Regions from separate parts of the Mus musculus genome. Here region 2 is linked to region 1. A link is a loop called in an ENCODE intact Hi-C map of the cell type or tissue named here. Cell type or tissue: left cerebral cortex. All regions are shown on one strand. Links, peaks and the distances in the headings refer to the core of each region. The heading gives the core; the rest is flanking DNA. Region 1 has its middle 180 kb from the start of 1810046K07Rik. Region 2 has its middle 93 kb from the start of 1810046K07Rik.

The links. A loop is a pair of places that touch in the nucleus more often than their neighbours do. Peaks named below come from ENCODE experiments on the same cell type or tissue, not always from the same donor. Only the 100,000 strongest peaks of a DNase experiment are listed, where the experiment ranks them.
Region 2: it touches region 1 in a loop (13-fold over the local background); 2 of 42 quality-filtered maps call a loop at or near these places.

What each region holds. Positions count from the first base shown.
Region 1 is chr9:51,499,630-51,516,523 of GRCm38, forward strand. No RefSeq gene overlaps it. Among named protein-coding and RNA genes, the nearest start is that of 1810046K07Rik, 180 kb to the left of the region's middle. In left cerebral cortex, for the core only: no CTCF peak of the experiment used is centred there; DNase peaks (open chromatin) are centred at 7,860 and 8,147; H3K27ac peaks cover 705 bases.
Region 2 is chr9:51,413,184-51,430,077 of GRCm38, forward strand. No RefSeq gene overlaps it. Among named protein-coding and RNA genes, the nearest start is that of 1810046K07Rik, 93 kb to the left of the region's middle. In left cerebral cortex, for the core only: no CTCF peak of the experiment used is centred there; DNase peaks (open chromatin) are centred at 9,585, 10,359, 11,282 and 11,660; H3K27ac peaks cover 1,193 bases.

The DNA of each region.
Region 1 (16,894 bases), core at 4,770-12,769:
ACTACATACACATAACCTCCCCACTCACACAGGGATGCTCTGCCTTTTCCTGTTCCAGCCTCATTTCACACGCACCATTGCTGCAGTGCTAGTTGGAAAGACTGATAAATGGTAACTGATTTCTTCATTATTTGTTCATCTGGAAGAGGTAGCACTTCCCGGAGCCTCCTCATACCTAGAGTTCTGCACATACTCCTCTTGATCCCCACAGTATCTCCATCATCCAGGCCCATTTTGCCTTTCTTCTCAGGAAAGACCTTGTCCAAGATCACCTTGTCAATGACTCTAGACTGGCTAACTCTAGACCAAAGACTACACTGACTAGTCTAGTATTTGATTTCAAATCTGGTACTTCCATGACAATTTGAGAAGAATGAGACCAAGAAGAGATGTTTGGATTCTAGAGAGAGGGAAAATAAACCAATCAACACTATAAGCAGGTTGCCCTATTTTAGGATACATGAGTTTTCATTAAGCTTTTGAAAGTCAATCCAAGATAAATATCACCACCATTTGGAACCACTGAAGGCTCAGCTTAATATATGTTTTTTCAAGCCTGAAGCTGTCCAGACATGTTTGAAGGAAATGTCAAACACAAATGTATCTAATAGTCTAACTTTCCTGATACTGCCCTGCACAATGCTCGTTCTCTCTGTGCTGTGGAAGATGCAGACTGCCCACATCCCTAAGGAGTAGCTACATCCTTTCATTTTGCTTAGTTACTAAGTCGTTGTATCATAGAACCAGGATTGCTCCAAGTGTGTCCATCTCTTCATTTCTCTGTGTGGTTTACTGCATACCCACTGTGCAATACACAGGCTGCCCAAATCCTTTGCTCAATGAGATCAGCAGTATTAGACTCTAAAATATAGGGATAAATGACCAGACACATATTTCCATGTTCTGAGGCTAACTTCTCTGGGGCTTTTGTGCTATCATATCCTTTACTCCAGAGAACTGCTGACACTATTACCTAAATAACTGTAGCATTTGTCAAGTTATCATTGTCTCCCAGAAACTTTCACCAAGGAATGCCCTCACATGTTCTCAGGATGGAAGATAATGAATTCTGCAAATGAAAGTCTTGCTTCTTTGGTTTTGATGGTTAATAGTTGAAAAGCTCTGATAGTTGTTCTACTTTATAGTTGCCTAAGACAACCCCCACACTGTAAAAGAGATGACCTATTACTGCCAAAAGATACAGTTGTAGTCAATGGAAGATGCAAGTCCTGGTCCATAAATGACCCCTCATTCTGAGATGCATGTTTACAGGCTCCAATACAGGGATGGATGGGCCTAGAGATTGTGAGTGAGGGGGCACATCTGCACAGATGCAGGTTTAGAAAAAGGGGCTGATCTGAGGAATGGAGTCAGAAATGTATTGGAAAAACTTTAAAAAAAAATGAAGGACAGAAGGAGAAAGTGATAGTAGACAATAAAGAGAAGAGACAGAGAAGGAAGCAGTATGGATAGAGGGAAAGTATATCAGATAGGGTTAAAGGGGCCTTAAAATGTCCTGAAGCAATGGGCAACATGCTCTTCATGATGTAGGTGCTTTCTGTCCCATCTATCTTCCCCCAGACTTGAGGAAAGTTGGTTATATACTAGAGTGGCTTGTGTGACTGGTTTCTGAGTCAAGATAGGTAGAAGGATAAAGTTCCTGTCTCTAGAGTCCATCCTGTTCTCAGCTTACAAATCCCTGTTCCTCTAAGACATGAGCCCTTCTGGGCTGGAACTCTCAGACTTTCCTCACCCAACCTTAACCAAAGCCCCTTAGGCTCATTTTTTGCCTAAGGCTCATTTACACATCAGGCTTACTATCCTTCCTCCGGAATCATTCTGGCCTCATGACGTCAAACAGTCTTTGCTGAGTCCTGCATTCTACCTAGCTCCTTCTGTGACTACTCAGAGTAAACTTCTCCACAAGGGACCAGCCTGAGTTTACACAGGTAGGGCTTGAGGTAGCACTTGGATGAGTCTGCTGAGTCCTGGTGCAGTGCATACTCACAGCTGGGCTATGATTCTATTGTACATCTGGGGGTCTGCAACAAACCAGTGTCTAGTCAGACCACTGGTAGTTTTCTTTAGATGAGTTGTATGAGGAATCAGAAAGGTAGAATCTGCCCAAGCTTGGGTCTAGGGTGTCCCTCCCATGCATCTGAAACCTGAAACCTGAAATTTTTGAGCAAAAGACCAGGTATGCAGATGTTTCTAGAAAGTACAGCAAGGGGAATGAAATTTATACCAAGGGGGCTCCAAGAAAGCAGTAAAGATGTGCTCTTTGAGAATTATGTAGGAGCTGAGCTGCTTCTGATCTGACATGGAGTTAATTATTTCAAGTATTTTCCTCCTCCAAATCGTGAATACACTTAGCCTACCAGGGTCCAAGAGCTAAAGAGGAGCTCTTGGAAGACAAGGAGAAGATATTTTTCTTCAGACCAGGGATACAGAGGATCAAGGGATGAAAAGGAGATTGCAGGCTCTGGGAGAGATTATGATGGTGTCAGGACCTCTAAAGTGGTACCTGGAAACAGACTAGAGACAAACAACCTCACCATAGACCCCTGGGCCATGACTGTGTTCCAAGAAAGGCCAGGAGCAGAGACAATGGAGGCAGAGTGACTTCTCACCCAAATTCCACAGCCTGTGTGTAGAGAACAGCCCAGACAGGACACGGATGTCTTCAGAATGCTGAGTTCTGTTTCCTCAGCAGTTCCTTGGAGTGAGTGCTTGAATTCACCTTGCATTTATCTTACCTCATAAAAGCTAAAGAAATGGAACCTTGTCCATGTGCAGAAGATGGCCAAGGGGATTTCTGTTCCCTTTTCTCTCTCTCTCTTCACTCAGGTTGGAATGAACTCTCCTAGGGTTAAACTTACACTCTGTTGTTCACAAGTTTTTCTACCTTAGAAAACCCCTCCAAGCCTCAACTTCCTCATCTGTCAAGTTATGGCAATAATTGCTCAGATTTTAAAAAGTGGAAGACAGTGTTCAGTAGGAAATACACAAGAAGGATGCAGCAAATGCCTGGATCCCACTCCAGTGTCTATTGGCTGTAGTTATGAATACGTTAGAATATTTTGCCAGGCCCACATCCCCAAGAGCCCTGAACTGCCCACAGATTGTCTAGGTTAGACTTCTTCAGTTATTCATTTGAGTTCTGGTAGTGATCTTCCACCACGGTTCCCAGTGGAGCCTTCTAGAATTCTCATTGCTAATTCTGAGACTTAACTGAGACCTGACTACAGGAGGCTGGCCTTTCCCTTGCACTTGTCCTCATGATTTCAGTGCTAGTGTTTTCTTTCAGTGTTTTAAATGTGCTTTGTCTTAATATTGACTTGACCTTTGTTCATACTGACCCTCTGCCCTGAATTCTCTCCCTTCTTGTATATGTGGCCAAATTTGCTCACTCTTTATATATTGGCTGAGAAATAATTTATCCAGAAAAGACTTTATATTCTTCATCACGACTAAATCCTTTTATATACTCCTGTTATGCGTGAAAATTCATGTAGTGATCCTCATACTTATATAACAGTTGCCTATTGTTTTTTCTTTAATACATGCAAAACTCAATGAGGGCTATGGTAATAAGAGTCCTACTGTGGCTGGTCACTTGTACAGAGTCTAAAAATGCTTCACCTTAGGTCTATAACATTCCTAATCATTTTCTGCATGCTGTTGGCTCATTAGCTCATGTGTAACTCCATTGAAAAGTTTCATGAGTTTGTACTAGTTTTACAAAGCATTGGGTTTCATAATGATGTTCTTGTTCAAGAATATCTTATACATCGACTACATTCATTTCTCTCTCCCATCTCCCTCTGTCCCTTCCCCTTCCTCTTCCTAAATAGTCTTCCTTCAATTTTCATGCTGTGTGTGTGTGTGTGTGTGTGTGTGTGTGTGTGTGTGGGTGTGAGTATAATTTGCTTAATTTGCTTCCATATTTTAGAGGAAGCATTCAATATTTGTTTTTCTGGACCTGGCTTACTTCACTGTCTTAATTCTAACCATTTTTATGCAATTAATATAATTTCATTTTTATAGCTGCATAAAACTCAATTGTACACAGACATCACATTTGCTTGGTTTATTCACTTGCTCAGGGACACTGAGGCTGATGGCATGATTAGACTGTAGTGAATAGTGACAGAGTAAACATGGATCAACAGGTGGCTCTGTAGCATGCTGGCTTAGATTCCTTTTGGAGCATACCCAGGGTGGAATATGGTTGTAGTATGTGGTTCTAGTTTGAACGTCTTGGTGGCTTCACTAGTTTCCATGGTGATCAGCATTATATAATATTCCTTTCCCCTGACTTCTCTCATGCTGACAGGAGTGAAATGACAAATTTCCCCCATGTAGTTTTGATTTGCACTTCCACAACAACTAGGGACGTATAACTCTTCACTTCTCTCTTTTTATATTTGGTTGGGACCAAGACAAACATAAGAGGCTGATATTTTCTATAGTGACAACAATAACAACAAAACCTTTGCTTTGTATAATTAACTTTTCTTAGAAAAATAATTCATACTTTTAGGAGAATAAAATATAAATGCAAAGAAATGAAAATCATTACAGTCTCTTTCTTATAAATCTGTAAAAATATGTCACTTCTATATACTATATTGTAACCTGAGGGTTTTTGTTTTTTCATTTATGAATGCATTTGGGCACATTCCAATGTTTAGAAATATGTAACATGTTTTAATGACTGGATGTATTAAATAACATTATAAAATTGTGTTTAATTTCTCCATAGTGGACATTTAGATTTTTCTGTTTTATTTGTTTTTAATATGGTGAACCACATCATAGCAACTCTTTTTGCTCCTAAGTCTGTTTCTGTATCTATGTTTTCTTCCTTTGATTAAATTCTTATGAATGAGGGGCTAGAATGATGGCTCAGTGGTTAAGAGCACTGACTGCTCTTCCAGAGGTCCTGAGTTCAATTCCCAGAAACCATGTGGTGGCCTACAACCATCTGTAATGAGATCCAATGACCTCTTCTCTGTGTGTGTCTGAAGACAGTGTACTAAGATATATAAAATAAATAAAATTTCAAAACATTATTTATTATTAAAAATTCTTATGAAGGAACAACTATATCCAAGGACAGTTTTCAAAGTTTTCCAGTTCACACTGCCAAACTGCACCTGAGGTTTCAGGAATGTATAATACAAAGTATGGTGGGAATTTTTTCTGAATCTTCTAAGCAGTGTCTCTCAACCTTTCTAATGCTGAGACCCTTTAATACAACTTCTTATGTTATGGTGACTACCAACCATAATGTATCGTTGCTATTTCATAACTGTAATTTGCTATTATATGGATCATAATGTAAATATCTGATACGCAGTATATCTGATAGGCAACTATCAAAGGAGTCATGACCCTCAGGTTGAGAAATGCTGTTCTACCATGTTTTCCATGGCAGAGCTTGTTGCCTATTAGAATGGCTCAGTAAGCCCATCTTTTCAATCCCTCTAACCAGATAGCCATATGTATTAGGATTGCCATTGCTGTGGAGAGACACCATGACCAAATCAACTCTCATAAGGATGATATTTAACTGGGGCTGGCTTATAGGTTCAGAGGTTTAGTCCATTATAATCAAGGCAGGGGCATGGCAGTGTCCAGACAAGCATTGTACAGGAGGAGCTGAGAGTTCTACATCTTGTTCTGAAGGCAAACAGGAGTAGACTGCCTTCTAGGCAGCTAGGAGGAGGGCTTCAAAGCCAACATCCACAATGACATCCATCCTCCAGCAAGGCCACACCTACTCCAACAAGGGCACACCTAATAAATAGTGCCACTCCCTAGGCCAAGCATATTCAAACCACCACATCATAGCACTCACTTCATCCTCACCTTTCTCTCAATGAGATAGCAATTATTTCCTAATGGCTGCACACATGCTGTATTTAAAAAACAAGCTCAATGTGCTAAAAACCTCTTCTATAAAGGTGTCTAGCCACTCATTTAATTACTCTACAGTATAAATAAAACACAGTAAAGATTCTCATCTATCAGTGTGCAATGTTTGATATCTAGCAATGGAAAATACAGACCCTTTCTTCAAAAGACTGGGAAGCAGTCTTTGCATAAAAGCAAGGCATGGTTACCTGGTGTGATCACACCTTTCTTTTAAGAGTCAACACTAAGGCAGCTTCAGAGTGTTTGTAGATATTTACTCCGAATGTGCTTAAATCTCTTAGCGCTGTTTGCAACCTAGCACTCCTGCTAAATCTTTTTCTTGTAGTATCAGTCTTCACAGTCAATTTCAGAGGTAGGCACCACTGTCTCAGTTTATATGTGAAGAAAGTGAGGCTTAAAGTCATCCATACACACACCCACAAACCTATTGAATACTGACCACTGCATTTAGCTGTCTGGTGATATGTGTAGACTTGATAAGATTGCTTTAATTGGAACAAATTCTTGACCAAAGTATGTTCAGAAAAAATATGAAGAAATTATTTAGAATTTATGATTGCTTTATAAAATGTACCTTTAAAGAGATGGGTGAAGTATAGGAAAGTTGGGGGATACCTAGAACATAGGGTTTCTAAAAACCTTAGGATAAGAGCATACTGGGATGGGACTGGATGGAGGCCAGAAGGAAAGCACTCAGCGCAGAAAGAGTTCATCCCCATGCACAGAAACACAGAAAGGAGATACACAGCTGGAAGGAGGGAGAGGTAGGAGGTGGTGGGAATTCTCTTATTGAGCCCATTTTACTTAGGAGAGTCATAAGCAAGGCCAGTAACTGAGATGGAGACTGGGCATCTAGTTTGCTTCTCCGTTGAGGTGATAAAGCTCTGGTCAAAAGCATCTAGGGAGAGAAGGGTTTATTTGGCTGACAAGTTACACTCCATCATCAAGGGAAGCCAAAGTAGGAACTGAAGCAGAGGTTATAGAGAAAAGCTGTTTATTGGCTTGCTCAGCTACCTCTCTGATACAGCTCAGTCACACCAGTGTAAGGATGGCATTGCCCACAGTGCTAGTCTGATGGAGATAATTCCACAATTGAGGTTCCCTTTTCCTGTGTATGTCAAGTTTACAACAAAGATTAGCCATCATTTCATGTGTGTGTGTGTGTGTGTGTGTGTGTGTGTGTGTGTGTGTGTTGGTGTTTGCGGGGAGGGAGGTTCAGGGAGGCTTGAAGAGAGCAGAAGGATGACTTGATCAGATGGGAAGTCAGAGAGTATAGGGGTGCATAGATGGCTGTAGGACAATATCGAAGGCCCTTTTGAAGATGGTACTCATAGGTTTAGATTAATCAGTAAGGCAATATGTTTTTCCCCTCATAGGCCAAGAGGTAGCTATAATTAGTGTACCAGTTAGCTTAGCTAGGCAAGCATTTCAAAGGTGAGGGGTACGAACATTAAGGGTGTATGCAAGGGGATAGTGGTACATGATCATGAAACTTTAAAATTGCATAATGGGTAAAAGCGGCCCATGCAAATGAGACAAGGTAGTGAAATATTTCTAAAGAAATGCACCAAATGTCCTGATTGAATGAAAGTATTGATGGATGCCAGGTGAACAGTAACAGTCAGGGAGGGGGATAAGCGAAATGGGAAATTGGTTGTGAATTATACAGTCCTCAAGGTCATGCAATGTCATGTTGCAGAGCTGGCTGAACCTAGAGCCCACCTGAGACCTGGGTAGTTGATGAGAGATGTTTCCACTCACAGAAGCATAACTGGTCTTAATGTATCATCCATGCAAATGAGACCCCGTGGCTTTCTGTGGGTGAATATTTATAGCTTCACATGAGGACAGAAATATGAAAATTTTACCTCCCCCTCCCACTTCTTACAGAAATAGCAACCAGTTCAGATGGGCTGGGTTGAGTCCACAGAGAACATATGTTTGGCTGTGAGGGGGAAACAGAGAAAGCCAGCTAATGTGAGGCTGTGCTGTCCCTCATGAGTTGGGGGATTAAATGTCACTTTGTGAGGTTGTGTCTGTGTGGTTTTTGCCATGAAGCTGGTCATTACCTTCCCAGCTCCCTATCTCCCCTATGGGTGATGGGCGAGAGTACCTACCCTCATTCCCCAACAGCAAAACATGGGCATGCCTCAGACTTGTGCTATGTATGGAACAGAATTAAATGAGAAACAGACCCTGAACTGCACTGAGTATGTGAGGCAGACTGATGACAGACTAGGAATGCTGAGAATAAGGCTGGGCTCCCATATGACTGCTGACAGTAAGGGTGTTAACTCTAAGTTCCCTGACTATATCCAGTTGCCACAAGGCGCTGTGTGCCCTTCCTGTAACAGCCTGTCTCTGTTCTGTCTCTGTGGCACATTGCACACATGCATGAGGTGCGCATACACATGTATACACATATGCATGCATGTGCACACACATGTACACACACACACACACACAAACCTAGAGTAGCATGTATAGGATTCACGAAAGCTATATGCCTTGAGACCATAGCCTAAGTTTTGAATATTGGGAAAAAATATACTATGCAGTCCATTGAGCTTCTGTGGTCATTTCTGTGAGGAGCAGTAGTTACTCAGACTGTGAGTCTTGGATGTTTTTGACTCTTTGGCTTTCACACAATTATGTAATTTGGTAAATGCTGCTTCTTCACTTCAGGTTTCTGAGGTAATACAACTGAAGTGCTGGTTGTCTGTCTGTGCTCTTCTTCCCCATATGCCCTCAATGAAAGGAGCGGGGTTTCCCTTCAGGAGACGGGGATGCTTGTTTTCTGTCTAAGGGGAGTTTTATGCTTCATTGATTTCAACTAAATATGTGACTCAACTACAGACTCATAATTTAGTGATGGGATTGTCTAGAGAGAATAGGGAAATGAAAATACAGAAGTATATGTGTGTATGTCTCTCTGTGTAATTATATCTATATGTGTGTATGTATGTGTGTATGAGGTGTATTCATGTCCATATATATGAATGTAAGTACATATGAGTATCTGTGTATATGTCAACATGTATGATATGTACAATGTATGTATGTCTACGTGTGCATGTGTGTGTGTGTGTGTATTTTAGTATGTGCTATGGAGTGGTGAGCAGAGAGCTTAGATACTGAGAGAGACTAATGAAAGTAAGGTATGATAAACAATAGTAACAAAATATACAGGGGTTGGGGGAGCAAGAGATGATTCTAGAAGTATCCACCTAGCTTTTTTTAATATGTAGACTAAAACAAATTAAAGAAAATAGAACATAAAACTGCACATCCTACTCATATATGAGCAATGATTTGTCCAGTTCTGGATGACTCAATGATGAAGTCAATGTCTTTAGAAACAGTCTGCCAAGCTAATGTACTTGACTTAGCATGGGAAAGGTGATAGTTTGGGTCAAGAATCTCACAATGATAACCAGTCACTGAACAAGTCTTGGTGCTATACCAAGGTCCTTTAGGCTCAGTTTTCTGGTTTGTTTTTGAGAGATGCTTTCCCAACATTGCCACTGAGCTATGAACCTTCCTGTTTCAGCCTCTGAATAGCCACGACTGCAGTTGTACACTAATGAGTCTAGGTGCTATGTACATATTCCTGTTATATTCCTTGCAATAACTGTAAGAGGGAGCGGATGCTTACATTTGTAAGTGAGAAAGGTAAGAGCAAGAGATGAATTACTCACACACGCTGCAGCATAGCCTTCAAATAGGCTCGAACCCAGGACCAGCTGTCCCTAAAGACAAGCTCTTGTCTTTTCCTCCATCACACCTGATTTTTCTTGTTTATTTTTATTTCTATTCTCATGTCCACAATAGCTTCTCACAGGCATCCTATACACTTAGCCTTCGTATGATAACTCAGACATCAGACTCTTCTACTCTGTCCGTAATCACACTCCACTTGAATTAGAAGAAAATTCAAGACTCCATTCCAGTGTATAGGCTGTAGTAAGAATTCACTATGTGACATTGGAAGAAGTTGGGGATTTGTCTGACTCTTTGTAGGTGGCTTTCCCAGGACTTATGGTCATAAGTTCTGAGCATTTTTTATTGAAGTTGAGTCTTGTCACTTCATTACGTTGTTTTCAAGTACTATGTTTTTCTATACCACGAATATCCAGTGTGTAGGTATACAGTCTAGCACATGGCAACTTCCTTAAAAATACTACTGGAAAAGTTTTGTAACAGCATGAAGGAGTGACTGTAAATCTTAAGGTGTGTAAACTTTCCTTTTAAAGTTGCTTCAGGTAAGTTTTATAAGATGTGTGTTAGTGATGCAACTACAACTTCAAAATACCTGTAAACCATTGATTATTGATGGCTAGTGATACTTATGAAAACCAATGAACAGATCAATCATTTGTTCATCAAACAGATGGTTGAGAAGCACCATCTCTATCCAGCAAACTGTTATTTCTAAGATCCTGGTCATTCCCGCCATCTTCTGCCTGAACCCAGAGGAGGCTGCCAAGAACCCCAGAGGACTCTCCATGCTGCAGGACCTCGGATCACCTCTGGATCACCGGTGAGTGGAACACAACATCAGCTCCAAAGAATTGAGGAGGGTCTTGTGCCAGCAGGAACAGGGACAAAGGAACTCTGCCCGACCAGAGGTTGGGATTCATTCCGGTCTGGGCCAGCCTCCAGCCATCTTCAATGCAAACCCGGTGGAGGGTCCAAGGTCCCCAGAGGAGTCTCCACACCTTAGGCCCCCTAGCACACCAAGGACCTTGGGATCACTTGAGAGCATGTGGACGGCTGAAGCAACAGAGCTTCTTGGACAGGGTCCCTTTGGGCCTTCATCCTCAGCCAGGAGGCAGAGCTGAGACCCAGACCCCAGGGCACCTTCCTTGCCAGAGGAGAGTTGGCCTCCAGGGAGGGCTCTGATCCCAGGACTCAGGAAGTGGATCAGAGCTCCAGACTTCTGGACACCTTCCCTGCAAGAGAGAGCTTGCCTGCAGAGAGTGGTCTGATCACTGGGACTCAGGTGAGAGTTGGACTCCCAGAAGTGCTAACAGAATCACAGGAGGAACAAGCTCCAGCAAGAGACAGCTAGAAAATCTAACACCAGAGATTACCAGATGGCGAAAGGCAAACATAAGAATATTGCTAACAGAAACCAAGAACACTGGGCATCATCAGAACCCAGTATGCCCACCACAGCGAGTGCTAGATACCCCAACACACCCAAAAAGCAAGACTCATCTCATGATGGTGGTAGAGGATTTTAAGAAGGGCATTAATAACTCATTTAAAGAAATACAGGAGAACACAGCTAAACAGGTGGAAGTCCTTAAAGAGGAAACTCAAAAATCCCTTAAAGAACTATAGAAAAACGCAACCAAACAGGTGATGAAATTGAACAAAACCATCCAAGATCAAAAAATGGAAGTAGAAAAAAAATGAAGAAAACACAAAGGGAGACAACTCTAGAAATAGAAACCCTAGGAAAGAAATCAGGAACCATAGATGTGAGCATCAGCAACAGAATACAAGAGATGGAAGAGAGAATCTCAGATGCAGAAGATTCCATAGAGAACATGGGCACAACAATCAAAGAAAATGCAAAATGCAAAGAGATCCTAACTCAAAACATCCAGGATATCCAGGACACAATGAGAAGACCAAACCTACGGATAATAGGAGTTGATGAGAATGAAGATTTTTCAACTTAAAGGGCCAGCAAATATCTTAAACAAAATTACAGAAGAAAACTTTCCATACCTAAAGAAAGAGATGGCCATGAACATACAAGAAGCCTACAGAACTCCAAATAGACTGGAACAGAAAAGAAATTCCTCCCGACACATAATAATCAGAACAACAAATGCACTAAATAAAGACAGAATATTAAAAGCAGTAAGGGAAAAAGGTCAAGTAACATATAAAGGCAGGCCTATTAGAATTACTCCAGACTTCTCACCAGAGACTATGAAAGCCAGAAGATCCTGGACAGATGTTATACAGATACTAAGAGATCACAAATGCCAGCCAAGGCTACTATAGCCAGTAAAACTTTCAATTACCATAGATAGAGAAACCAAAGTATTCCATGACAAAACCAAATTCACACAATATCTTTCCACAAATCCAGCCCTTCAAAGGATAATAAAGGGAAAACACCAACAAAAAGATGGAAACTACACCCTAGAAAAGCAAGAAAATAATCCTTCAACAAACCTAAAAGAAGATAGCCACAAGAACAGAAGCCCAACTTTAACAACAAAAATAACAGGAAGCAATAATTACTTTTCTTTAATTTCTCTTAACATCAATTATTCAATTCCCCAATAAAAAGACATAGACTAATAGACTGGATCCACAAACAGGACCCAACATTTTGCTGCTTGCAGGAAACTCACCTCAGGGACAAAGACAGACATTACCTCAGAGTAAAAGGCTGGAAAACAATTTTCCAAGCAAATGGTATGAAGAAACAAGCTGGAGTAGCCATTCTAATATTGAATAAAATTGACTTCAAACCCAAGGTTATAAAAAAAGACAAGGAGGAGCACTTCATAATCACCAAAGGTAAAATCTACCAAGAGGAACTTTCAATTCTGAATATCTATGCTCCAAATGCAAGGGCAGCCACGTTCAAAGCACACATTGCACCTCACACAATAATAGTGGAAGACTTCAACACCCCACTCTCACCAATGGACAGATTCTGGAAACAGAAACTAAACAGCGACATCTGGACACTAACAGAAGTTATGAAACAAATGGATTTAACAGATCTCTATGGAATATTTTATCCTAAAACAAAAGGATATACCTTCTTCTCAGCACCTCATGGTACCTCCTCCAAAACTGACCATATAATTGGTCATAAAACAGTCCTCAACAGATACGAAAATATTGAAATTATCCCATGTATCCTATCAGATCACCACAGACTAAGGCATAAATAACATAAGTAACAGCATAAATAATCTAAAGCCAACATTCATGTGGAAACTGCACAACACTCTACTCATTGATACCTTGGTCAAGGAAGAAATAAAGAAAGAAATGAAAGACTTTTTAGAGTTTAATGAAAATGAAGCCACAACATACCCAAACTTATGGGACACAATGAAAGCAGTCCTAAGAGGAAAACACATAGCCCTGAGTACCTCCAAAAAGAAACTAGAGAAAGCATACACTAGCAACCTGACAGCACACATAGAAGGTCTAGAATGAAAGGAAGCAAATTCACAGAAGAGGAGTAGATGGCAGGAAATAATCAAACTTAGGGCTGAAATCAACTAAGTGGAAACAAAAAGAACTATTCAAAGAATCAACCAAACCAGGAGCTGGTTCTTTGAGAAAAATCAACAAGGTAGATAAACCCTTAGCCAGATTAACTAGAGGGCACAGGGACAGTATCCTAATTAACAATTTCAGAAATGAAAAAGGAGACATAACAGAACCTGAGGAAATCCAAAACATCATCAGATCCTACTACAAAAGGCTATACTCAACAAAACTGGAAAACCTGGATGAAATGGACAACTTCCTAGACAGATACCATGTACCAAAGTTAAATCAGGATCAGATTAATGATCTTAACAGTCCCATTTCCCCTAAAGAAATAGAAGCAGTCATTAATAGTCTCCCAACCAAAAGAAGCCCAGGACCAGATGGGTTTAGTGCAGAGTTCTATCAGACCTTCAAAGAAGTCCTAATTCCAACTCTCCTCAAAATATTCCCCAAAATAGAAACAGAAGGTACTCTACCCAATTCATTCTATGAAGCCACAATTACTCTGATACATAAACAACACGAAGATCCAACAAAGAAAGAGAACTTCAGACCAATTTCCTTTATGAGTATCAATGCAAAAGTACTCAATAAAATCCTTGCAACCGAATCCAAGTACACATCAAAACAATCACCCATCATGACCAAATAGGTTTCATCCCAGGGATGCAGGGACAGTTTAATATATGGAAATCCATCAACGTAATCCACTATATAAACAAACTCAAAGACAAAAATCACATGATCATCTCATTAGATGCTCAGAAAGCATTTGACAAAATCCAACACCCCTTCATGATAAAAGTCATGGAAAGATCAGGAATTCAAGGCCTATACCTAATCATAATAAAAGCAATATACAGCAAACCAGTAGCCATCATCAAAGTAAATGGAGAGAAACTCAAAGCAATCCCACTAAAATCAAGGACTATACAAGGCTGCCCACTTTCTCCCTACCTATTCAATATAGTACTTGAAGTCCTAGCCAGAGCAATTAGACAACAAAAGGAGATCAAGAGGACACAAATTGGAAAGGCAGAAGTCAAAATATCACTATTTGCAGATGATATGATAGTATATATGTTACCCCAACAATTCCACCAGAGAACTCCTAAACCTGATAAACAGCTTCAGTGAAGTAGCTGGATATAAAATTAAGTCAAACTTTATATGTCCCAGTATAGGGAAACGCCAGGGCCAAAAAGTGGGAGTGGGTGGGTAGGGGTGTGGGGGGGAGGATATGGGGGACTTTTGGTATAGCATTGGAAATGTAAATGAGGAAAATACCTAATAAAAAATTAAAAAAAAAATAAAATTAACTCAAACAAATCAGTGTCCTTTCTCTACACAAAGGATAAACAGGCTGAGAAAGAAATTTGCAAAACAACACCCTTCACAATAGTCACAAAAAATATAAAATACCTTGGTGTGACTCTAACTAAAGACGTGAAAGATCTGTATGACAATAACTTCAAGTCTCTGTAGAAAGAAATTGAAGAAGATCTCAGAAGATAGAAAGATCTCCCATTCTCATGGATTGGCAGGATTAATATAGTCAAAATGGCTATCCTGCTGAAAGCAATCTACAGATTCAATGCAATCCCCATCAAACTTCCAACTCAATTCTTCACTGAGTTAGAAAGGGCAATTTGCAAATTCATTTGGAACAACAAAGAACCTAGGATAGCAAAAACTATTCTCAACAATAAAAGAACCTTTTGGGGAATCACCATGCCTGACCTCAAGCTGTACTACAGAGTGATTGTGATAAAAACTGCATGGTTATGGTATAGCGACAGACAGGTAGATCAATGGAATAGAATTGAAGACCCAGAAATGAACCCACACACCCATGGTCACTTCATCTTTGACAAGGGAGCTAAAACCATCCAGTGGAAAAAAATGATAGCATTTTCAATAAATGGTGCTGGCATAACTGGTGGTTATCATGTAGAAGAATGCAAATTAATCCATTCTTATCTCCTTGTACAAAGTTCAAGTTTAAGTGGATCAAACACCTCCACAGAAAACCAGAGACACTGAAATTTATAGAGGAGAAAGTGGGGAAAAGCCTCAAAGATATGGGCACAGGGGAAAAATTCCTGAACAGAACAGCAATGGCTTGTGCTGTAAGATTAATAATCAACAAATGGGACCTCATAAAATTACAGAGCTTCTGTAAGGCAAAAGATAGTGTCAATAAGACAAAAAGGCCAGAAAAAGATTGGGAAAGGATTTTTACCAATCCTAAATCTGATAGGAGACTAATATCCAATATATACAAAGAGCTCAAGAAGCTGACTCCAGAAATTCAAATAACCCCATTAAAAATGGGCTACAGTGCTAAACAAAGAATTCTGAACTGAGGAATACCAAAGGGCTGAGAAGCACTTGAAAAAATGTTCAACATCCTTAATCATCAGGGAAATGCAAATCAAAACAACCCTGAGATTCCACCTCACACCAGTCAGAATGGCTAAGATCAAAAATTCAGGTGACAGCAGATGCTGGCGAGGATGTGGAGAAAGAGGTACACTCCTCCATTGCTGGTGGGATTGCAAGCTTGTACAACCACTCCCTGGGCCAAGTGTATTCAAACCACTACAAACAGCAATGTGAAAGTGTCAACTGAAAAAACTCTTCCCCAACTTACTTTTTGGCTATGATGTTTTGTTGCAGCAATAAAAAACTCTAAGACATTTTCCTCATCTAAATGCATTTGCATCACAATAGAAAGGATAGTCAGAAAATCAACTTAGCAAAAGTGTTTGTAAGCCTGCAGTCAGTACAAAATATATGACTACCCAAAGCTTGGAGAGGAATTATGTCCAGCTTGGCATATTTCCACAAAGAATTATTTCTTACCTCAGGAAAAATATACTAGATCTAAAATCAAATGTCTTCTGCCCTGGTTAATTTTTTTATCAGCTTGATGTAAACTCAAGCTATCTGCAAAGAAGAACCTCAATGTCTCAGTCAAATTCTCCATGGGCAAATCTGTAGGGCATTTTCTTAATTAGTGAATGATGTTAGAGGGCCCAGTCCACTGTCGGTGGTACCATCTATAGACAGATGGTTTGGGGGTATATGAGAAATTAGAATGAGCAAGCAATGGGGAGCAAGCCAGTGATCATCATTCCTTAATGGCCCCTTCTTCACTCCCTGCTTCTAAGTTCCTGTCTTGAGTTCTTGCCTTGACTTCCCTCTTCAATGAATTATAAACTGAAACTCTAGCCTGAGGTTGTTTCTTACCATGATATTTTATCAGCACAATAGAAACCTAACTAAGGCAACATCCCAGGTGCCATGATAGTTAATTTTAGGCTTTATTTTACCTGTATTTGAGGAACAACTACAAAACTATCAACACATAGCTTTAGATGTTTCTGTGAGTGTTTTTCTATATTGGAATGTGGGCCTGTAAAATGGCTAGGGAAAGTCCATCCCTAGTAGAGGTGAGTACTGTCTGAGAAGCCCCATTGGAAAAGAAAGCAGAAGAAAATGAAAATGCTGTGTGACTCTTCCCCCTTGTAGAATACTTTCTACTTTCTACTTGGTGCTGAAGGATTTAAACTACATAAATATTTACATAAGATTTCTGCTTTTTCAGTGCAAAACCATTGTGATTTTTTAATGTGAACTGTCACTAATAAGTTCATGTGCATGAATGTTTTGTCCCCAGCCAATGGTTTTA
Region 2 (16,894 bases), core at 4,652-12,651, 87 kb before region 1:
GATGGATTATTTGGAAATCTCATTTGTCTTAGCTGTTAGATCTCCAGGTCCCGTTTTCCAGAGCAAATGTCCCTCTATCCTCTGGCCAAAGATTTGAAGGATTTAGCATTGAAGGAGGGTGAATCACAGGGTTCACCAAACCAGAAGAACTGCATTCTTCAGATGAGATAGAGCCACTTGTCTAACAATAGGAGGAAGTAGGTAGAGGTCCGTAACCTGAAATGGAAGTTCTAACCTAGGGTTTCTCAGCTTCCTGGATAAGGCTCATGGAGCTTGCAATCAGTACCTATATCTTGAGCCATGAGACTGGTAAAGATTCTAATGTGGAAGACACAAAGTCCTCAACAATGAACTTCTATAGAGACCACATTTATGATCCATCAAAAAATACAACCCTGTCCCTATCATACCACATGGTAGTGAACCCAGTGGTCAGAAAGCCTACGTAGAAGCATTTAATTTCAGTCATGTACCCACAAATTATCAGTTGTTTGAAGAAAGACCTTGAGTTATAAATAGAAAATGAAAGACTTTTAATAATCTCAGAATTAAAGAAAAACCTGCTCAGAAGGACTAAGTTACAATAAACCTCTTAGGTATTAAAAATAATAGCACAAATTAAACACTGTTAGAATGAGAAGCTTGGGCAGTGACTCTCAGAAATATTTCAGAGTATTTCTCCTAAAATTGTGTGTGTTGGGGAGAAGAGTAAATACAAGAATATGGATGGGTAGTTGATATGATATCATAGGTAATAATAGAAGTTCTAAGAAGGACATAAAGAAAACATGATTAAGAGCACACTAAAAAACAAAGCAAAACAAAATATTTCCCAGAACTATAGTCATGAATTCTCAAAGCTTCCCTATTGGACAACAAAATAGGACATAAAAAAATGTGAGCTCAAACGAAGAAAATATTAAGTATTTTAGGATATCAAAGATGAAGAAAAATGTCTCTAGAGAGAAAGACAAACTATTACAACTTGACACATTTTTGTGATGCTGTGTGAGGATACCTGAGACTAGCTAGTCAATAAATAGTCAGTGTTTATTTGGCTGGTAAATCTAGAAATATGAGAGAATGTCATACTTTATCACTTCATGGCAGAAGGTCAACAGGGCATGAAAGTACATGACCAAGTAGGGACTGAAGTCCTTGAATATGTTCTGTGATAACCAATACTGTCTTGTAGTAACATCAATCCATTATAGAATTCTTATTACCCTATCATCCATATGACCCCACTTCTAACACTATTGAGTTAAATGATTAAGTTTTCAGCACATGAACTTTGGGGATGCATCAAAGTAACAATCAGTTAGTTGCATGGAAATGATCAGAAGTCAGAATAACACTTTAGAAAACAACAGACAGCTAAAAAGTGATATATTTGTTTAGGGTTGTAGGGTATCTAAAGAAATGAATTGACATAAGAATTGCATATTAATTTATGATCTAAGGAAATTATAACTACATTCTAAACTAGAATAAGATAAACTAGAATAAGAATAGTTGCTTTGAAGAGGCAACTAAACTATGTTGAAGGCTTAAAAGATAAGATCTATTGTAATAAGATTTATGTAGAATTGGCCTTAACTTCTCTCCCTTAAGAAAGATACCATATCTTCACACAGAGTTTTCACTGTCTTGCATTTGAGACAGTGATATCAAAGTGATCTTTTGATTCTGTTCTTTTCAAGTTTCCTCAATGTTAATCATCAGCACACCAGAATAGTATGTTTTAATTCCTTCAATTTGTAAGCTAGGATTCTATACCCAGCCAAACTAAGCAAGCAAGCATGAAGATAAGAGAAAGATACCTTAGGAATTACAAATTCTTAACGTAGTGCTTGAATATCACTTTCATGAGGCATTTGAAGGATGTATTTATTTAAATTCAGGGCATCATCCAAAAAGAGAAGTAAATTGTCTTGAAAATGAAGTATTTTCCATAGGAGCAAGATAAGGGGGGAACTCCTGAGTCTGCCAGACAAAATGGAATGAAAGAAAACACACATGGGCTTCCTGCTGTAGTGGAACTTAGCTGTTAGAGTTGGAGATGAGCAACAGTTATACAATGAGCCCAACAACTGGATTCAACAAGGAAATCAGTAATTCCATCAAATAACCATTAAAAACCAAATTATACTATATTGAACTATACACACTGAGTTGTTTTATGCGATCATAAATGAAACAAAGGGCCTGGAGAGATGGATTGGGGTTTAAAAGTGCTTCTGGCTTTTGAAAGGACTGAAGTTTGTTTTCCAGTCACTGTTAGAACAAACCTGTAAGCCTGGCACCAGGGAATATGGCATCCTTTTTTGGACTCTGTGGGTACTACACTCAAATGTGTGTTCATGTGTGTATGCGTTACATATACACACATGCACACACATCTTAAATCTGTCTTTAAAAATCTAAGTAATAAACGTTGATCCACATAGCAGAGTGAAAACTAGCAGAAGACAAGCTTGCAGTGGATCCTTGGTTTCTGTGGATTCTGCATCTGCACTGTGAGCATCATGGGAATCAAAAACCCTTTGAAACTAGTTGTATCTATAATGAAAATACACTGAAGTTCTTCTTGCCACTATTCTCTAAATAACACTGTAAGGTGAATATTTGCATGGTTATTCTGACAGGACTTGAAGTATGAGGTAGGGATGTATATAGGTTATATTGAAATACTATGCTATTTTATAAAATGTACTTGACCTAGAGTTAGAAAGAACAATTTGCAAATTCATTAGGAATAACAAAAAGCCCAGGATATCAAAAACTATTCTCAAGAATAACATCCTGGGGGAATCAACATCCCTGACCTCAAGCTATCTTACAGAGCAACAGTGATAAAAACTACATGGTATTGGTACAGAGACAGGCAGGAAGATCAGTGGAATAGCACTGAAGACCCAGAAATGAACCTTCACACCTATGGTCACTTGATCTTTGACAAAGGAGCTAACACCATCCAGTCGAAAAAAGACAGAATTTCCAACAAATGGTGCTGGTTCAACTGGTGGTCAGCATGTAGAAAAATGCAAATTGATCCATTCTTATCTCCTTGTACAAAGCTCAAGTCCAAGTGGATCAAGGACTTTCACATAAAACCAGACACATTGAAACTAATAGAAAAGAAAGTGGGGAAGAGCCTCGAGCACATGGGTACAGGGGGAAAATTCCAGAACAGAATGCCAATAACTTATGCTCTAAGATCAAGAATTGACAAATGGGACCTCAACATTGCAAAGGTTCTGTAAGGCAAAGGACACTGTCAATAGGTTAAAATGGCAACCAACAGATTGGGAAAATATTTTTACCAACACTAATTCTGATAGAGGGCTAATATCCAATATATACAAAGAACTCAAGAAGTTAGATTCCAGAGAACCAAATAACCCTATGAAAATTGGGAAACAGAGCTAAACAAGGAATTTTCAACTGAGGAATATTGAATGGCCAAGAAGTACCTAAAGAAATGTTCAACATCCTTAGTCATCAGGGAAATGCAAATCAAAATAACCCTGAGATTCCACCTCACACCAGCCAGAATGGCTAATATCATAAGCTCAGATGACAGTAGATGCTGGTGAGGATGTGGAGAAAGAGAAATACTCCTTCATTGTTGGTGGGATTACAAGCTTGTACAACCACTCTGGAAATCAGTTCCTCAGAAAATTGGACATAGTCTTAATGGAGGACCCAGCTATACCACTCCTGAGCATATACCCAAATGATGCTCCAATGTATAATAAGGATACATACTTCACTATGTTCATAGAAGCCTTATTTATAATAGCCAGAAGCTGGAAAGAACCCAGATGTCCTTCAACAGAGGAATGGATACAGAAAATGGAATACTGAAAATGGATACACAATGGAATACTACTCAGCTATTAAAAACAATGAATTAATGAAATTCTTAGGCAAGTGGATGGAACTAGAAAATATCATTCTGAGTGAGGTGACTCAATCACAAAAGAACACACATGATATGCACTCACTGATAAGTGGATATTAGTCCAAAAGCTTGAATACCCAAGATACAATTCACAGACCACATGAAGCTCAAGAAGAAGGAAGACCAAAGTGTGGGAGCTTTAGTCCTTCTTAAAAGGGGGAACAAAATACTCACAGGAGCAAGCATGAAGACAATGTGTGGAGCAGAGACTGAGGGAAAGACCATCCAGAGACTGTCCCACCTGGGGATCCATTCCATTTACAGTTACCAAATGCAAACACTATTGTGGATGCCAAGAAATGTATGCTGACAGGAGCCTGATTGGTTGTATCCGGAGAGACTCTGCCAGAGCCTGACAAATACAGGGACAGATGCTCACAGCCAACCACTGAACTGAGCATGGGGTCCCCAATGGGGTCCCTAAGGGAGAACTTAGAGAAAGGACTGAAGGAGCTGAAGGGGTTTGCAACCCCATAGGAGGAACAACAATATCAGCCAACCAGACTCCACAGACCTCCTAGGGAATAAACCACCAACCAACAAGTACACATGGAGGGACCCATGGCTCCAGCTGCATATGTGGCAGAAAATAGCCTTGTCTAGCACCAATGGGAGAAGGGGTCCTTGGCCCTGTGAAGGCTCCATGCCCCAGTGTAGGGGAATGCAAAGGCAGGGAGGCAGGAGTGGGTGGATTGGGGAATCTCCTTATAGGAGCAGGGGTAGCGGGGACAGAATAGGGGGATTCCAAGGGGGGAAACTGGGACAGGGGATAACATTTGAACTGTAAATAAAGAAAATATCAGAAAGAAAGAAAGAAAGAAAGAAAGAAAGAAAGAAAGAAAGAAAGAAAGAAAGAAAAGAAAAGAAAGAAAGAAAGTTTAAAATGTACTTGACCATCTGCAAGACTCAGAGTTTTGGGGATGCGGGAACCTATTCCCTGTGGATACTAGGAAATGCTTATATGTGTTTATGAGAGTTCGAGGCATATGGACGTGACCATCAGGGGACAGGAAGTGACCTTGGGGGGACAGGAAGTGACCATGGGGGGGCAGAAAGTGAGGACATAAGAATTAAATTCAAATCTTACATAGAAGTAATCAATAGAGTAGTGGTTCTCAGACTTCCTATTGCTGCGATCCTTTAATACAGTTCCTGATGTTGTAGTGACCCCAGACCATAAAATGATTTCCATTGCTACTTCATAACTGTAATTTTGCTAGTGTTATGAATCATAATATAAATATCTGATATATGGAATAGCTGATATTTGCCCATGGTGAAAAATATTATTCAACCCCCAAATTGGTCATGACCTACAGGTTGAGAAACACTACAATAGACAGTGTAAAATTCAAAAGTGTATAAATAAGCAGTTTAAAATAAACTATTTAGAAATGTGGAAGTGAATGGCAGAAACAACAACAACAATTACAATGACACCAGAGCAAGGAGGGCAGGGGCAGTTTCTGGGCAGTGTGGATGGGAAGCAGATATCAGGGGTGAGGGAGGTTTCCTTTTAACACACCACTTAAATAAGAATAAACATGAAATCAGAAGATGACAAAACATCTTCTTAACATCTAACTTGACAAGCATCTTGCTCTATAATTCCTCAGAAATCAGGACTATTGTCACTTATTTGCCAAGTATCTAAATGAGGAGGAATTGGAAGCTAATCCCAAAGTAGTAAAGCAAGAAATTGACCAAATTCCCCATACCTTTACTTCAAAACCATTCAAGGATACATGCAACACTCCTCAGTATATTCAGAAGGTCATTCAATAAATATTTTTGAATGAAGGATTGGAGCATGTGCAACAAATGTTCCAATCTTGTAAAATAATGAAACTGTACCTTTTTTCAAGTATGAATGTTTTGGATTATGTACAGTCTGCAAGTTCAATGCTACTTACATGGGGTCTGGCCATCCATATGGGAGATGCTTGGGAAGTGTTTGGAAGGAATTGAAATTTTTAAGTGCCCTAGAGACCTGGTGGGGCCAAGAATGGAAGGCGGGGTGCTTTCTGTGGACTTGGTGCAGTTTGATTTGTCACTTTCTGTTGGAATGAAAATGAAATTCGCAAATTCCTAGAGACTTTTACTGCGAGTGAAATTCCAAGCTTTTATGGTCCTCGTCCGTAAAGGAGCTTACTGGCCTCCATGGCTTAGATTACTGACCCACATCTGGATTCTTGATGGATCCATGGTTTTCCTCATAGACTGTAAATCACATCTAAAATGAAATGTCTTTTAATCTAGTCCAGTCCCCAGCCACTTGTGTTTTGTTAGCAACTAAAGAATGTAACTTAGACATAAAAAGTCTATGCACATGCCTGTGTATATAAATGTGTGTGTTCATTATTCCTGTTTGACATTCTGATTCTTTTGTTTTTCTGTAATTGAAATCTTCCTCTGCATCGATGACACTCATGATAAGGCTATCTCCCTTCTAGTATCCTTCCCTGCTTATTTTTAAAGGCAAAATTTCATGTTGTTGGTATGCATTTATGTGTGTACATATATGTACCCAATGGTAAACATGTGTGTGTATGTGTGTGAGCGTGAAGGCTGGAGATCCTCATGTGTTATTTCTCAAGGTTGCTGTCTACCTTGTGTTTTGAAGCAGGTTCTCTCATTGACCTGATGTTCACCAAGTGTAGGCTTGCTGGCCAGCACATCCTCAAATTCTCCTGTTTCCACCACCCAGCACTGGGATTACAAGTGTATCCCCCACACCTGACTTTGTTCATGGGTTCTGGTGGTTCAGTTCAGGTTCTTGTGCTTACATGGCATGCTGTCAACCTATGGTGGCATCTCCCTTTTCCTACTTAAATAAGTATCAGAAGATATGTGAGGAGACATCGCCTTTGTAACATAAGAGCTTTTGGGCTGATTAACATGCCAGGTTCTGTCCTAAGTATTTTACTCATTGGGACTGACCTGGTTCTTTTCTATTTATTATCCACTGTTGCTCTGGGAAATAGTCATGGGTGTGGTGCATTACAACACTTTATTATCTTGATTGTTCTTTAGTTCAGGAGCCCAACACGGTTGAGTAGATCAAAATCAAGGGATACATCTTGTTTTTATTTTATTTTCTGGGCCTTCTAGAAAAGAATGTTCCTTTGCCTTCTCTACCTTCCAAAAGTGGCTCCTATTACTTGGCTCATGTTCTTCGTCTGTCTTTAAAGCCTAAACTAGTCAGTCAGTCTCTCTCTCTCTCCCTCTCTCTCTCCCCCCCTCTCTCTCCCTCTCTCTCTCTCCCTCTCTCTCTCTCTCCCTCTCTCCCTCCCTCCCTTCCTCTCTCTCCCTCCCTCCCACCCTCCTTCTCTCTCTCTTCTCCCCCAACCACTCCATCTTTAAGAGATTTTGTTATCCTCTATCTGCAGCTTCTTTCCCTTTGTGGTGTGGCAACAGGTTCAGAGGATCCCAACCTGGGTGTTTGGATGCACTGCTCTGTGATCTATGCATCTTCACAATGCTACAGAACCAACTGATGCTACTGTTACTATCGTTCCTACTTGGCAAGTAAGAAAGAGACTGTGTTGAGTTCTGGAGGTCTCTAAGATGATACTCACATAACTCATTATCCATGTATTGTCCTGCTTTTAAACACTGCAGAAGGATGTAACAGTGTCCTTTTCTGTGCCTTTGCTTATTATGGGCATGCTTTTTCAGCTTTTCTTTTTTTTTTTCTTTAATTTTTTTAACTTTTTAAAAAAATTAGGTACTTTCTTCATTTATATTTCCAATGCTATCCCAAAAGTCCCCCATACCCTACCCCCAACTCCCCTACCCACTCACTCCCACTTCTTGGCCCTGGCGTTCCCCTGTACTGAGGCATATAAAGTTTGCAAGATCAATGGGCCTCTCTTTCTTACCCCATTTTAGCCTAACATGTCTACACACACTTCCACACCCATGCAGCAACCCATTAGAGCAGTGGTTTTCAACCTTCCCAGTGCTTCCTTGTGTTGTGCTGACCCCCAACCATGAAATTATTTCGTTGCTGCTACATAACTGTAAAATTGCTGCTGTTATGAAACATATTGTAAATATTTGTGTTTTCTGATGGTGGTAGGTGACCCATACGAAATGGTCATTTGACTCCCAAAGGGGTCATGACCTTCAGGTTGAGAGCCATTGCATTTACAGGGTGTAGGCCTGCATGCCTCTCCAGTCTGACAGTCTCCCATAACTGTCAGACTTCACTCCTTTTGGCTCCAGTGATACCATTCATCAGGGAGACTTTCCTTGGCCATTGTTTCTAAAAGTGTAGCCCCCCCCCCACACACCTTTGTTTTTCTTCATAGCATTGTCATTAGTCAGGTCCATGTAATATGTGTATTATTATTTATCTCTTTTATTAGAATATTGTCTCTACAAAGACATGCTTTTATTTTGTGTGTCAGCATAGGCCCTCAATAAGTATGTCTCCAATGAATAGAGTAACAGCAAAATATTTTCTAATTAAGCAAAGTCACTACCTATAATAAATATGTGCTTCCCTCATGTCCAGTTACTGCCCATTTGTAAGTATAATTTCACACATTTAATTATAGACTAGAGGCAGTTATGTGCGTGTGCACATAGACACACACACACACAGACACACACACACACAGACACACACACACACACACACACACACACACACACGTAAATACTTAATCTTATGCACTTTCCCTTCTTAAGATTCTTAAGAAGAATTAAGATTCTTAAGAAAAATTTATTTTAATTGCTATACAAAACTAATATGTTTTTCCCTATTATGCTATTACACTAACAATGGTGTACTTGTTAACTAACACCTTTCTACTTCATGTCCTTCAGGATATACTTTGATCCTCTATTATTGAGAGATTAATCTTTGTCAGGTAACTTAAACTCTTTGTGCTCATCTTCTTATTATAAAGAGAGTATCTAGATTATTACTGTTAATATAGTATTAGCAAAGTTACCAGACAATGGCTGCTTTGGTAGATTTCTACTTTCCTGTATTTTCATTCCTTTTTAGGAAATTGCTGTTCAAGTAATGTTTTATTGCATATTTGTTGTGACTGATAGTTTCTTTAATTGCAAAATTTTTCATATATAACACCAATATAACCAAACCAGAATAAAGAAACAGAAAAAAGACAAGAAATACACCACACACATACACACAGAGAAGGAGAAATAGGGAGAGGGAGGGAGCAATGGAGGGAGGGAGGGAGGGAGAGAGGGAGGGAGGGAGGGAGAGAGAGAGAGAGAGAGAGAGAGAGAGAGAGAGAGAGAGAGAGAGAGAGAGAGAGAACACATATAATATACAAGCAAAAGACCAGGAAGGTTAAAAAAAAGCTCAAACAAAACAGCATGAAACAAAGGTCTTCAAAAATACCATTGAGTACATTTTGTATTGGCCATCTATGGCTAGGAGTGGGGCCTACCCTTTCCCAAGTGTGGGCTGTATACCCAGTGAGACTGTTAGAGAAAACTAACTTTTCCTCTGCAAGCAGGTGTCAACTACAGATCGCCTCTTGGCTATGGCTGGGATCCTCTAAGCACTCCACCCCCTCAGCCCCAGGATCCTGTCTGGCTTGAACCTATGTGGGCCTCCTGTGTGCTTCCACAGTCTGTGAGCTCACGTGAGCACCAGGTCTGCTGTGTCTGGAAAACAGTTGCTGTGGTAGCATCTATTCTCTCCAGATTTTACAGTCTTTCTGTCTCCTCTTCTGAATAGGTTCCAAAGCCCTGATGGGAGGGGTTTGATGAAGGAGACAACCATTTAGGACCGACTGTCCCAAGGTCTCTCAGTGACTGGCTCTTTTTATATTATGTTAGGATAAATACTCAGGAATTGGATTAATGAGGTGGAGTGGTATAAAATACATAATAAATAAATTAAGTAGAATCCATTTGCAACAACTATTTGTATCTTGGTTTTAAGTATAAATTCCCTTAAAGATCAATAAACAACATATTTTTGAAGAGGTTATTTATTAGCAGTTGTTTCATTTAACATATATAGTTTTTATTGTTTCAGAAATATTTTTCTTGGTTCCAAGTAATCTTTTAAGCTCTTTAAGGCTAAAATTTTTTCTTTGCCTTTATACCTTAAAAATGTTCATACTTTTGTTTAAATCTGAGAACCAATTCCCTCAGCCCCTTCTGGAATGTGGATTGCTCATTCACTCTGGCTCCGGCTTGCCTTTGAGTCTCTTAGAATTGTGTCCAGTTATTTCCTCTGAAGGATTTTTTTTTTAACATTGAGCACTCTTTCTAATTTAACAGTTTTTCTTAAAAATAGATACATCATCAGTGTGTTGTTACACTTGTCTCTGTCTTTCCTGGTCTCAATTTAGCTATTGCATCTGTGCAAAGTGGCGTGGGAGTTATTTATATCTCTGCCATCCACTGGGGATGCATGATTCCTGACATTTTAATTCCTTTAAGCATAAAAGCAGATAGAAGGAAAAAAAGTCAGACTTTATGCCACGGGGACTGAACAGATTGCTTACCATGGTTAGCAGTGCATACCATCCTCCGCGTCTTCTTTCTGAATTAGAAATACAATTTTATAGATGGTGTCCCCAAATGACCAGATATTTTTCTTTTAAATCAAATTTCTTAGGAAATTTTGCCCCGGGGGTTTAAAAAGTCTTAATTGGTTTGCGGAAGGGCTGGGGGTGGTGGAAGGCTTTGGAGGTCTGCAGATGTGAGTTGGCCATTGATAGCTGTGACCTCAAGCCTTGGCTTTGCTCTTACCTGTCAATACCTGAGCTGTCAACGGATGTAATATTCTCTAGCTCAAATGGTGGTGTTAAGAATGGAGCAAATGAAGGCCTGCAGAGTACATGCAAAGTGTCAGACACATGGTAAATGCCGAAGTGTTACCTAATATGATAACAAAGGGGAACGTAATAGGCTTTACATGCAAAAGTGCAGAAATCTTGATACCCACTGCTGCTGACTTAACAGATCTGCTCAGGCTTCCCATGGCAGAATCCCGTCCTCCAAGGGTTTGAATGCTTAATTGAATTCAGAAACATCACTCAATAGTGGTTTTAATGTCTGCATCAAATTATGACATTTAAAAGGTCTCAAACATAATAAAGAGGATTCTAACCTAGTTACACTGTTAATTTTATAGACAGAAGAGTAGAGTTCACTTTCCCAAGATGATATAATCATGGCATCATAAACTGTAAGATCTGAGGGATCACTGCCATCTCATACATGACACCTTGGCCTTAGGAGGCAGAGCTGGTTGACAGTAAAGAAGAGCTTTCTGTCTGGTGGAATGCACCATTCAAGCCATGCAACCTCAGTATCTAGAGCACAGGAAGCACTGTACACAGAGCCTCCAGCTACAGAGATCATAGGGCACAGTCTGGGCTATTGAGGTACTTACTGTCTTACTCCCCTGGATTTGAGTCCTGGGCTGTAAGTGATGAGGCTTGTCTTGATGGAGGCTGACACTTGTGATACATCTCCATCCTAGTTTACTGGCTACAATTAGTCTCTACTTAGTCTGTTTTCATTTGTATCAAGTTGCCTGGGACCCTAGCAGGCTGTCACTAATCTTTAACTGAAGGCTTACCTTTCCGTTGAAGGAGTCTCCTTATTTTTTCCACGTTTCTTTCATCTGCCATGATCTGGTTCTAGGCTAAGCCACCAGATGCTCTGAGACCCTGTGGTGGTAGTGGGAAACTCATGCCAAGTTAGGTGCCTAGGATTTCTCTGTTGGTATCAGGCAATGGTAAGAGCCCTGCACGGGAGCCACTGGCCAGTCTTTGCTGACACAGCATCCAGACTTTCCCATCTGGAGTCTGAGCTTCCTGTCACCCTTTCCCCCCTGGGAGCACCCAGTTGTGCTTGAGGAGCAGTCACTTCCGCATCAAGCTGCTTTTTCAGCTCACCTAGAAATTAGGTCTAGATTTGGCTCTGCCCCAGCCTCTTCCTAGCCTATACCAGGGGGTCCGTTCCAGAATTCACAGTTCCATGCTTTTCTGACTTGTGTTCCCTAAGCCCGCGCTCATGCTTAGATAATCTACAAGGTTTTTGATTTTCTTCAACATCTTTGCTGTAGTCAATGATTTTTCAAAACATGACAATCATGTAAAGAATTTCTATAAATACCAAACTCTGTGTGTGTGTGTGTGTGTGTGTGTGTGTGTGTGTGTGTGTGTAGGTCAGTGGTTGTGTGTGTGTAAGTCAGTGAGTGGTCTTTGTGTGTGTAGGTAGGTAAGTCAGTGGTTGTGTGTGTGTGTAAGGCAGTGGTCTTTTTGTATGTGTGTGTGTCAGTGTGTGTGTGTGTAGTCAGAGGTTGATATCTGGTGTTATATTCCAGTGCTTTCCTCCTCTTTTGAGATAAAGTTTCTCAGTGAACCTGAAGCTTGATGCTAGACTAGCTGGTTAGAAAGACCCTGGGATCCATCTATCTGCCTCACGAACACTGGGGTTGTAGTTGTGTTTCATGACATCTAGCTTTAAATGTGTGCTGGGTACAAACCCAGGTCCCTGTGCTTGTGCCGCAAGGACTTTACCCCACTGAGCCATTTTTCCTAGCCCAATGAAACAATTTTTTTTTTGAGAAACCAAACTTAAGAAAATAGTGTGTGTGTGTGTGTGTGTGTGTGTGTGAGAGAGAGAGAGACAGAGAGACAGAGAGACAGAGACAGAGAGAGACAGAGACACTATAAGGGGGCATGATTTTTCAGAGTAGATATTCTGAAGTTCTCAATTATTTTACATCCATTCTTTTTTTTCAGTTTTTTTTAATTAGGTATTTTCCTCATTTACATTTTCAATGCTATCCCAAAGGTCCCCCATACCCACCCCCCAATCCCCTACCCACCCACTGCCCCTTTTTGGCCCTGGCGTTCCCCTGTACTGGGGCATATAAAGTTTGCAAGTCCAATGGGCCTCTCTTTGCAGTGATGGCCGACTAGGCCATCTTTTGATACATATGCAGCTAAAGACAAGAGCTCCCGGGTACTGGTTAGTTCATATTGTTGTTCCACCTATAGGGTTGCAGTTCCCTTTAGCTCCTTGGGTAATTTCTCTAGCTCCTCCATTAGGGGCGTGTGACCCATCCAATAGCTGACTGTGATCATCCACTTCTGTGTTTGCTAGGCCCCGGCATAGTCTCACAAGAGAGAGCTATAACTGGGTCCTTTCAGGGAAATCTTGCTAGTGTATGCAATGGTGTCAGCATTTGGAAGCAGATTATGGGATGGATCCCTGCATATGGCAGTCACTAGATGGTCTATCCTTTCGTCACAACTCCAAATTTTGTCTCTGTAACTCTTTCTATGGGTGTTTTGTTCCCATTCTTAATGTGCAGTAGTATTTGTAACAGGAACCACAAAGTACCCTGGCCAAGATCTGAGCTTTCCTAAAAACTGGAGCACGATGTACTGAAAATGTGGGAAGTCACCATGGAAGGAAAGGCAATCAGAATTAGCATGCATTCTGATGTTGCAGTTGATGTGTTTAGGTGGCTTGTAGAAGATGGGGTCCAGATCATGAAATAATCCATTATCATTAAATCCCGATTTAAATCCTGAAAGATGAGTTGGAATAGCAGATTTTCTTCTCATAGTGGCTATGTCAAAGATTTCACGATGTTTCAAAAAGATATATATTTAAAAAAAAATAAACAGCACTTTCAGTTTATTTACAGTTATCCTAACCATCCAAGGTTCTAGATAGTATATATCCTTGAATGGCCCAAGGTATCCTGGCTCTGTTGGCCACACTGCTTTCCACAAAGGGCTTGTGTTTGACCATGACTTTGTTAGTTCATCTATAGTGGATCTTCTCTTCCCCTCAGAGGTTCTGCTCATCATAGGCAGTACAGAATGATAGTGTGGAGAGCCCTTCAATGCTGTTATTTTTCTGAGATCCTCCCCAGTTTGATCATCTGGCCAAGCATGGCTAAGGAAACAGACTGGGGCAATGGAATGATCTTGGAATGGAAGTCGAGGATTTCGGATTCATTTCTGTTTTGCTAGTCATTTCTTCTGGGTCTTCAGCAAATGAATTTCCCAACCCAGGGCAAAGTTCTGAGTTGCATCATCATCCTGCCACTTTGATGCTTTAGTATTTAATCAGCTTCAATAAAGGTTCGTCTCTCTGTTTTTTATTTACTGTAATAAGTATAAAGATGAGGTCGTCAGTGATCTTGTTGGGATATTGGAGCTAAAACTCTTCAAAAAAGCTTCTGTGACAATATTATTTCAAGGCAAATGACATTTATCTCTCAGTGAGGTACCAAAGGAGGAGTGATATTTACATTCTGCTTTTTGATGCCTGTATTTTATTGACTACATTAAACTTTGCATTTAAACACAGTCTATGGGTACAATTTATTAGGAAACTAAATGGCAGTGACATTTGGTTCAGGCAAATGAGATGGAAAGGTTACATTTGCATGAATCCATGCCTCAGTTTTTTAGCTTTAAGTTCTGGATGGCAGCAAAGCTCTCTCTAGTCACTAACCCATGCAGAGTATGCACGGATCAGAGCATAATCTGTTTGGAACTAGGCATGACACTTGCCTCTCATAATTCTCAAATGAATAGCCCATAGGTAGCCGAATGGAGCAGCGTAGGGGAATTCTCTTCAGTCAAATGGGTGGAGCTCCTTCCAATTGACTGCTTTCTCTCAGTCCAGCCAGCGCCATTGGACCAGATCTCCAGTGATGTTATTTCCCTCAGATACTTTGCCAAACCTTCACCACGTGTATCTGAGGCCACCTATATAACCCTATGTCTTATTTAGGGTTTTACTGCTGTGAACAGACATCATGACTAAGGCAAGTTTTATAAGGGACAGCATATATTTGAAGCTGGTCTACAGGTTCAGAGGTTCAGTCCATTATCATGAAGGCAGAAACAATCCAGCATCTACGCAGACATGGTACAAGAGGAGCTGAGAGTTCTATATCTTCATCTGAAGGCTGCTAGCAGAATATTGGCTTCCAGGCAGCTAGAAAGAGGGTCTTAAAGCCCACACCCACAGTGGCACACCTATTCCAACAAGGCCACCCCTTCTAATATTGCCACTCCCTGGGCCAAGGATATACAAACCACCACATCCTAGGAGCCTTCAGAGCTCTCACATCCCCGAAAGACTAAAGTCATTCTACCAGATGTATAGAAACACATGCTTACTTTGTATTAGGCATAGTCAGGTGATTACAGACAGCAAACCTTCCTTGGTGTTGCTGGGTAGAGCAGCTAGCTGGCCCAGAGGTCTGGGAACATACTACCTACCATGTCATCCCTGAATCTGACTATGGTTGGTCCTGATGTTTAGAACAATCAGTTGAGTGTTGTCGTCGTCGTCTTCTTGTTCTTCTTCTTGTTCTTCTTCTTGTTCTTCTTGTTCTTCTTCTTCTTCTTCTTGTTCTTCTTGTTCTTCTTGTTCTTGTTCTTGTTCTTCTTCTTCTTCTTCTTCTTCTTCTTCTTCTTCTTCTTCTTGTTCTTCTTCTTCTTCTTCTTGTTCTTCTTCTTCTTCTTCTTGTTCTTCTTCTTCTTCTTCTTCTTCTTCTTCTTCTTCTTCTTCTTCTTCTTCTTCTTCTTGTTCTTGTTCTTCTTGTTCTTCTTGTTCTTCTTGTTCTTCTTGTTCTTTTTGTTCTTCTTCTTCTTGTTCTTCTTGTTCTTGTTCTTCTTGTTCTTCTTGTTCTTCTTGTTCTTCTTGTTCTTCTTGTTCTTCTTCTTGTTCTTCTTCTTGTTCTTCTTGTTCTTCTTCTTCTTCTTCTTCTTCTTCTTCTTCTTCTTCTTCTTCTTCTTCTTCTTCTTCTTCTTCTTCTTCTTGCTCTTCTTCTTGCTCTTCTTCTTGCTCTTCTTCTTGTTCTTCTTCTTGTTCTTCTTCTTGTTCTTCTTCTTGTTCTTCTTCTTGTTCTTCTTCTTCTTCTTCTTCTTCTTCTTCTTCTTCTTCTTCTTCTTCTTCTTCTTCTTCTTCTTCTTCTTCTCCTTCTCCTTCTCCTTCTCCTTCTCCTTCTCCTTCTCCTTCTCCTTCTCCTTCTCCTTCTCCTTCTCCTTCTCCTTCTCCTTCTCCTTTTCCTTCTTCCCTCCTCCTCCTCCTCCTCCTCCTCCTCCTTCATTTTTGCCCCCTTTACAACCTGGAAGCCTGTCTAAACACATACCCATGCTTTCACCTCTGGGCAGGAATTTCTTTCCCAAGGCCTACCTTCTACTAACACATTTGATCTCATCCCTTGACTTCCCAAGGGCCTTGCCTCTTATGCTTTAAATGTCTAACTCCCTATTGAACCCTCTTTCCCTCATTCCATTGCATTGATTTGTTCAGCCACCTGTCTGCCATATAACTCTAGAGTGTCTTTTCATTCTCCTTTCTCTGTGTAGATCTGCTTTTTTTTTTCATTTGAACAATGATTGCACAAGATTCAGTTCTTTTTCTTGTTGATGGGTTGGGGATTGACCTCTGGGCCTTATGCATGCTAGACAAAAACACTCTACCACTGAGCTGTATCTCCAGCAGATTAAATTCTTTATAGATATTCATTGACGTTTGTTTGTTCAGCTGCAGTAATCTGGACATTTCTATCTGCATACGTGTTTTCAATTCAGTGTTACCATCAAAGCAAGAGTGGAAAGGATATGCTTTCTCGCTCATCCCACTGAGATGAATCTCAGTCGTGTGGTTTTCTTTGACTGACAGAAAGCACACAGAAGTAAGTGCGTGTCCTTTCCTGTTCAGCCTTCAAGAAGCATGACATGCCTCTGCTGCACCAGGGTGGAGAGAAGAGCACACACCAGATACACACATGCCTATGCTTTCACCTTTGGGCAGGGTATTTCTTTCCCAAGGTCCATCTTCCTCTAACACATTTGATCTCATCCCTTGACTTCCCAGGGCCTTGCCTCTTCTTTTGTGCTTTAAATGTCCAGGAACACTGGGAAACACATGGAGTGG